Linked DNA regions of Homo sapiens: region 2 is linked to region 1. A link is a loop called in an ENCODE intact Hi-C map of the cell type or tissue named here. Cell type or tissue: PC-3. All regions are shown on one strand. Each heading gives the region's core, and the rest is flanking DNA. Links, peaks and the distances in the headings are about the cores only.

The links. A loop is a pair of places that touch in the nucleus more often than their neighbours do. Peaks named below come from ENCODE experiments on the same cell type or tissue, not always from the same donor. Only the 100,000 strongest peaks of a DNase experiment are listed, where the experiment ranks them.
Region 2: it touches region 1 in a loop (17-fold over the local background); 13 of 110 quality-filtered maps call a loop at or near these places.

The regions. Positions count from the first base shown.
Region 1 is chr1:48,108,306-48,111,219 of GRCh38, forward strand. The region is part of intron 10 of LINC02794 (long intergenic non-protein coding RNA 2794); the gene reads left to right. It also overlaps the pseudogene SKINT1L. Among named protein-coding and RNA genes, the nearest start is that of LINC02794, 60 kb to the left of the region's middle. In PC-3, for the core only: a CTCF peak has its summit at 1,285 (motif pointing right); no DNase peak of the experiment used is centred there.
Region 2 is chr1:48,695,915-48,698,828 of GRCh38, forward strand. All of the region lies in intron 6 of AGBL4 (AGBL carboxypeptidase 4), which reads right to left. Among named protein-coding and RNA genes, the nearest start is that of BEND5, 80 kb to the right of the region's middle. In PC-3, for the core only: CTCF peaks have their summits at 1,373 (motif pointing left) and 1,584; no DNase peak of the experiment used is centred there.

The DNA.
Region 1 (2,914 bases), core at 129-2,628:
GGACTACAGGTGTGAGACATCATATCCTGCCAAACCCACTGGTAGGTTCTCTTGATGAAAAAAATTCTAAGTTCTGTTTTGCCTGGCAGTCTATCATACATGTATACATAATTTAGTCTTCACAACAACTTTGCAAAGTAGATGACTTAATCTCATAGAACTTTTATTATCATAATGATAGTGAAAGTTTATATTTTCTTACCACTTTTTCTTTGTTCCAGGTTGTGCCAGGTTGTATATAAATAATAAATACTGGGCTGGGTGCAGCGGCTCACACCTGTAATCCCAACACTTTGGGAGGCCAAGGAGGGTGGATCACTTGAGGTCAGATCACTTGAGGTCAGGAGTTCAAGAGCAGTCTGATCAACATGGTGCAACCCCATCTCTACTAAAAATACAAAATGAACCGGGCATGGTGGCAGATACCTGTAATCCCAGTTACTCAAGAGGCTGGGGTGGGTGAATCACTGAAACCTGGGAGGTGGAGGCTGCAGTGAGCCAAGATCGTGCTATTGAACTCCAGCCTGGACAACAAGAGCGAAACTGTCTCAAAAAAAAAAAAAAGTGCTATTGCTAATCCTTACCATAAGACCACAGGTAGGTATTATTATTCCATTTAACAACTAGGAAATCAAGTCTCAGAGATGTTAAGTCCTTTGCCCAAGTTTCGGTAGTTTACACATTTCACAAATCACAGAGGTAGGATTCAATAGTACATCTCACCGACTTCCAAACCCATGATTTTCACTGCGGGAAGTTATATGCCTACAGATTTTTACCTGTCTTAGAGCAGGTGGGATGTGCTTTTCCAAAGGATCCATTTCTAAAAAGGTTAGGAAGTGCATTTCAGAGATGTTATGCAGGGAACTCCTGTCACAGGGAAGGAGGGGATGGACAACGTCCCTCCAGCTCATGAAGTGACTTGTAAACCAGCAGACAGTCCCATTGCTGAGCTCAGAGTCTGATGCAAAGAATATATCGGGAAAGATATTTGTTGAAGAGAGAACTTGTTCTGACTTGGGACTGATTAAATGTTAAAGAAAATACCCTAGGATCTATCAGAGGAGGGGAGGTTACTGTGGTCTGCAGCGGTCAGGAAAGGCAGAGGCAAATTTTGACTCGGGATATGAAAAACTTGCTTACTGCCAGTCATTGACGATAGGGCAGGATCCATCAGGTTGTCATGACAAGTTTTCCCATCACTTATGGGTTTCCAGGAGCAAATTTCTCTTTTCTCCTGAGTATGAACAACCTTTAACAACACTGCAGTGCTAGTTTTGCCTCTAGATGGCACTCATGTACTTTTACAGCTTTTACTGCTTAGCTTCCAAAGAAACAGCACTGGTTCTGTCCAATGTTTTCCCAATTTCTTTTTGTTGTATTTCTCTAGGTCATGGTGTCCATTTACGGTGAATGAAACGCCAGAGGACAGACACATGTTTATTTTATTGATTATTAATTCATGCATGTGTATCTTCTCTGAGGATAAAAAGAATTTGAGGCTGAACGACCAGTCTAGCATCCTGTATTACACATATTTGAGGCAGACAGCACAGGTGCCCTTGAGACAGTCCTTCTGATGCAAGAGGAACTTTCATTCTCTTTGGATCCTTGCACAGAGGGTCAGGCTTTGGACTTTGAGTCTATGAAGGGACAAGATTCTGACACAGCCCTGCCCTGGGGAAAAGAACCAGTTTTGTCTCAAGTGGCAGAGAGGTGGAGGAAATTTGTTTTCTTCAATTCCATATTTATTACTTTTTGTTTGCTCTTAACTATTCTATTATTCTGAGACACATCTAGGTAGACAGGATGGAGGTAAGGCACAATCATAAGCACTGTATTTAGGGAAGTCATGAGAAACTGTGAATTTGAAATTACCAGACAGATGTAACAATCAATAAACTAGGAACATAGGAATTGGAGGCGAGGCAAGGGTTGGTAAAAGATAAATGATATTATCCCAGGTTTTCTAAGCTTGGATAGGGGAGAATGAATTTGAGTTTGGAGTGAGAAGTTCTGGGAATGGGGCTGAGCCTGGGCTAGTTGAATTTTGAGATGGAGCAGAAGCATCTCTCCTTCCTCTGACCTTGCCCAGTATCTTATGACTATGTCTTTACTTAATAAATATACGAGCACCTCTCGTGTTTCAGGTATGGGTAAAGGCATTGAGGAAGTAGCTATGGATGAGGCAAACAAAACTTCTTCCCATGAGCTTGCATGTTAGTAGCAGAAGTAAAAATCCAATAACAAAATCATTTCAGATGATGGTAAATGCTATGAGGATGACAAGATAGAAAACCATAATAGAGAGTGATTGAGATGAGGTTTATTTAGATAGAGAAGTCATGGTAGACTTTTCTGGGGTGATGTTGGAGCTGAAACCTGAACAAAGAGAAGGAACCAGCTCTCTATTGATATTTGCAATTCCAAGGAAACTACAGTTAAAGGCAGTCAACTGCCCTGGTAATATCCTAGAAAGGCTTGAGACTGTATGCATAACAAAGAATGAGAATTAAAAGTGGGGGCCCAGACAGGAGGATGAGTTGAAGCTTTGTACATGCAAGTCGACTTGCATCATATCCCCATGTGCAGAATGGCCTTTAGGCAGTATTTATACCTTGGCAAAAGCAAACCAAACAGGCCATAACTTTGATTACATCAGACAAACAAAATAAAATAAAATAAAATAGAAGTTCCTTTTAAAAAATATTAAAGAAGCCATCTAGGAGAGCAGGTGTAGCTACTGCCTACCTGTGTAAACCTTTCCATAATCTGGCACTTTTTTGAGGGAGAGGTGCTCTAGAGAAATGACTGGTTTCCTGGTAGCTGATAAAGTTTGATGGTCTGTAAGTCTCACTCTGACTTCATCTTTCTTTTTCTTCAGTCTTAAATATATATCGGTAAAAATGATTCC
Region 2 (2,914 bases), core at 275-2,774, 590 kb after region 1:
TGGACTCCACTTGACCCACTGGCCTGCATGGCCAGGGAGTTCAGCGCCACCTGGATTCATCTTTAAACATCTCTGGTTGAAGGGCCTTCTCATTAGGAGCAGAAGCCCGCCTTCTAATGCTACAGGCTGTCTGCGCTGGCCCTGACCCTGTCCTGGCCCCACAGAGCCAGGGTGCTTCTTCTGTCCCAGGACAGCTGGGAAAGGAGGTATTCGAAATATTAGAGATATTTTATCTCTCTCTGTGTCCTCTCCCTCAATTAGCCAGCTGCCAGGTGCCCAGCTAGGGTCTGTGGGGGATGCACACACATCTGAACCTGCCTCCACTTACCCCCAAGAGGCCACGTGAGCAATCAGGTGATCGCACAGATTTTTCCAAAGCACTATTACACTTGTCACTCACGTTGAGCTTGGAAGGATCCACATCATCGAGCTGGTGACCTTCCCAAGGTCACTCAGCCAGGTGGCTCTAGGACCTGGAAGGATCTATGGGTGTTAGATGTTAAAACTAGGAGCTTTCTTAGGACCTTTAGGTCAACCTTACCATACAAAAAGGGAAATGAGGCCCAAGGTCATACCTGGACAGTGGGAGGATAGGGCTTCAAATACAGTTATTGGGGCCTTAGATTCCTTGCCTGATGTCTTTTCCTTTATAAAACCACCCCCACCACTACTACCACCACCTGTGGTCACCAATGCAGGAAGAAATACCCAACTGCTTGCTCACTTGAAAAGCGGGACACAGGACTGAGGAGATGCAAATATTTCCAGGAGGGGCTTCACTCAGCATCTGTTGGGAGATCAGGCATCACCGGAGTGAGAAAGTGAGAGAGTTGAGGAGTTTATAGAAATTACAGCAATGTGGCCTACAGAGATAGCTTGGTCTGTAGTGAAAATGAGAGGTAGTTGTGCTTCAAACACGCAGAATCAAGGGTAGCCCTTGAAATATCTTAGCCACCTCCCGGTGTCCCTGACTTCCTTCTCCGTGGCCCCTCCTCCCTGAGGAAGCCCTTGCTGACACCCTTTGCACTGGTGGGTGTCCCTCACCTCACTCCCACAGCTTGTGTGCTCACCTTCTCCCCCTCTATTGCCTACTGCATGCACCCAGGCCTCCCTCCCTAGACTGCAGACTCTTTGAGGGCAGGGGTGAGGCTGACATGTTTCTATATCTGGGTAATATTCTGTAGCTGTCACCAACTCAGCCCCTGCCAGTAGAGGATTCAGCTGCTCTTCACCAAGCAAGACAGAAGGTTGTCTAAGCTTTACTATTCTGAAGGGCCAGGGAGCTTACCACGGCCCGGGTTCATCTTTGGACATCACCAAAGCACCACCTGGTTCATTAGGAGAGGAAGGAATGAAAATGCCCCGTGCTGCCACCTGCTGGTGACTTCCAGCATGGCGCCCTGAGAATCCACTTTGTTCTTTCTACAGAAAGGCTAGGGAAAGGAAGGGATGTTTATGGAGCCCCTGCCAGGTGCCAGTGCTCTACTCTCTAGGTCTCACTTAATCTAGATAACAATTCTGAAGGGCAGGCATTATCTTTCCCATTTTACAGATAGGTAAAGTGAGGCTGAGAGAAGTGTGGTAATACAATGGTAAGTAGGAAGCAAAGATGAGACTTGGGTCCCCATCTACTGACTTCTGGTCCAGTGATTTTTCCAGTGCTTCAAAAACTAATCCAGATGAATGGATCTATAGCTGAGAGATTTCAGTACTGACCAGAAAGATAGAAATAGCATTACGGGTTTCTAGCAACTTCCTTGGTATCCCTGAAATCACACTATGTAACCATTCACCTACTCCATTAATTCTGGCCCTTGAGACATACCCAGAATAAAGATACAGAAAGAATGGTGACAGAAACCTCTCTAGATCTGGAGCCTGAAATCACTTAAAGAAGTTTGGGCAAATGTCCTGACACCTGGGTTGATGCAAGAGGCTAACTTCCTGGTGGTTTATGGAAAAGGTGGCTGAATATTTGAGAAAAAAACGTTATATGCAGCTTCTGAGCCTCAGCCACCCAGCCTGACTCTGGTCACAACTGGATCCCTCAGCCGGATTCCAGACCAAACCCCAAGGCCAGTTACCAAATGACTACTGTCACGGAATGACTCCTAAGGCTGGGCCATGGCTGGACTGAGCCTGGAATAGCCCAGGCTCTGGACTGTGTTCTCCCTCCACTGTACCCAGGCCATGGTGACCCTCCACTCTGGGAAATCTGCCTCCATACACACAGCTAAGCCTTGGTTTGGGGGTGACCTCAGCTAGGCCATGGGCACTGAGGATGGTTACCAGGCTTGGGGCCAGTCCAAGAAAAGATCAGTGGGATGCAGGGTGCAGGGAAGCATAGAGAAGCAGCAAAGAGGCTGGAGTGGACAGGGAAAGGTGGTGATAAACCAGAGCATGGGCCTGGCAGGGAGATGAGAAGAGGAAGGTCACTACGGTACAGTGGGAGAGAAGCCCAATAGCTCAGAGCCTTCAAAGACCTCCTTACCCAACACCAACATTTTGACTCAAAGAAAAAGGAAACTGCCAAGGCCACCTGAGATGTTGGTGGCCGAGACCAGATCAGAACCAAGTGCCTTTTGTCCTCATCCTGAGCTCCTCCACTGCTCACATGGGGAGCTGGATCACTGTGATGTTTCTGTCCTTTAGTCCTGCCCAGCTCACAGCAGCCCTGTGTACTTGTGGGCCACAGATTCTTATCTCCATTTGATGAATTGGGAGACCAAGGCTCATACAGGAGACAAACCTTGCCCAAGAAGAGGGCATGAAACTGAGCAGTGTCTCCTGGCCTCAAGTCCCACCTACTATGTGCCCAGCATTGGGACAGGTACGTTACATGTACACCATCATTTCATTTTCACAACACCCTGGCGAGGTAATGCTGTTGTCCTATTTTATAGATGAGAATGCT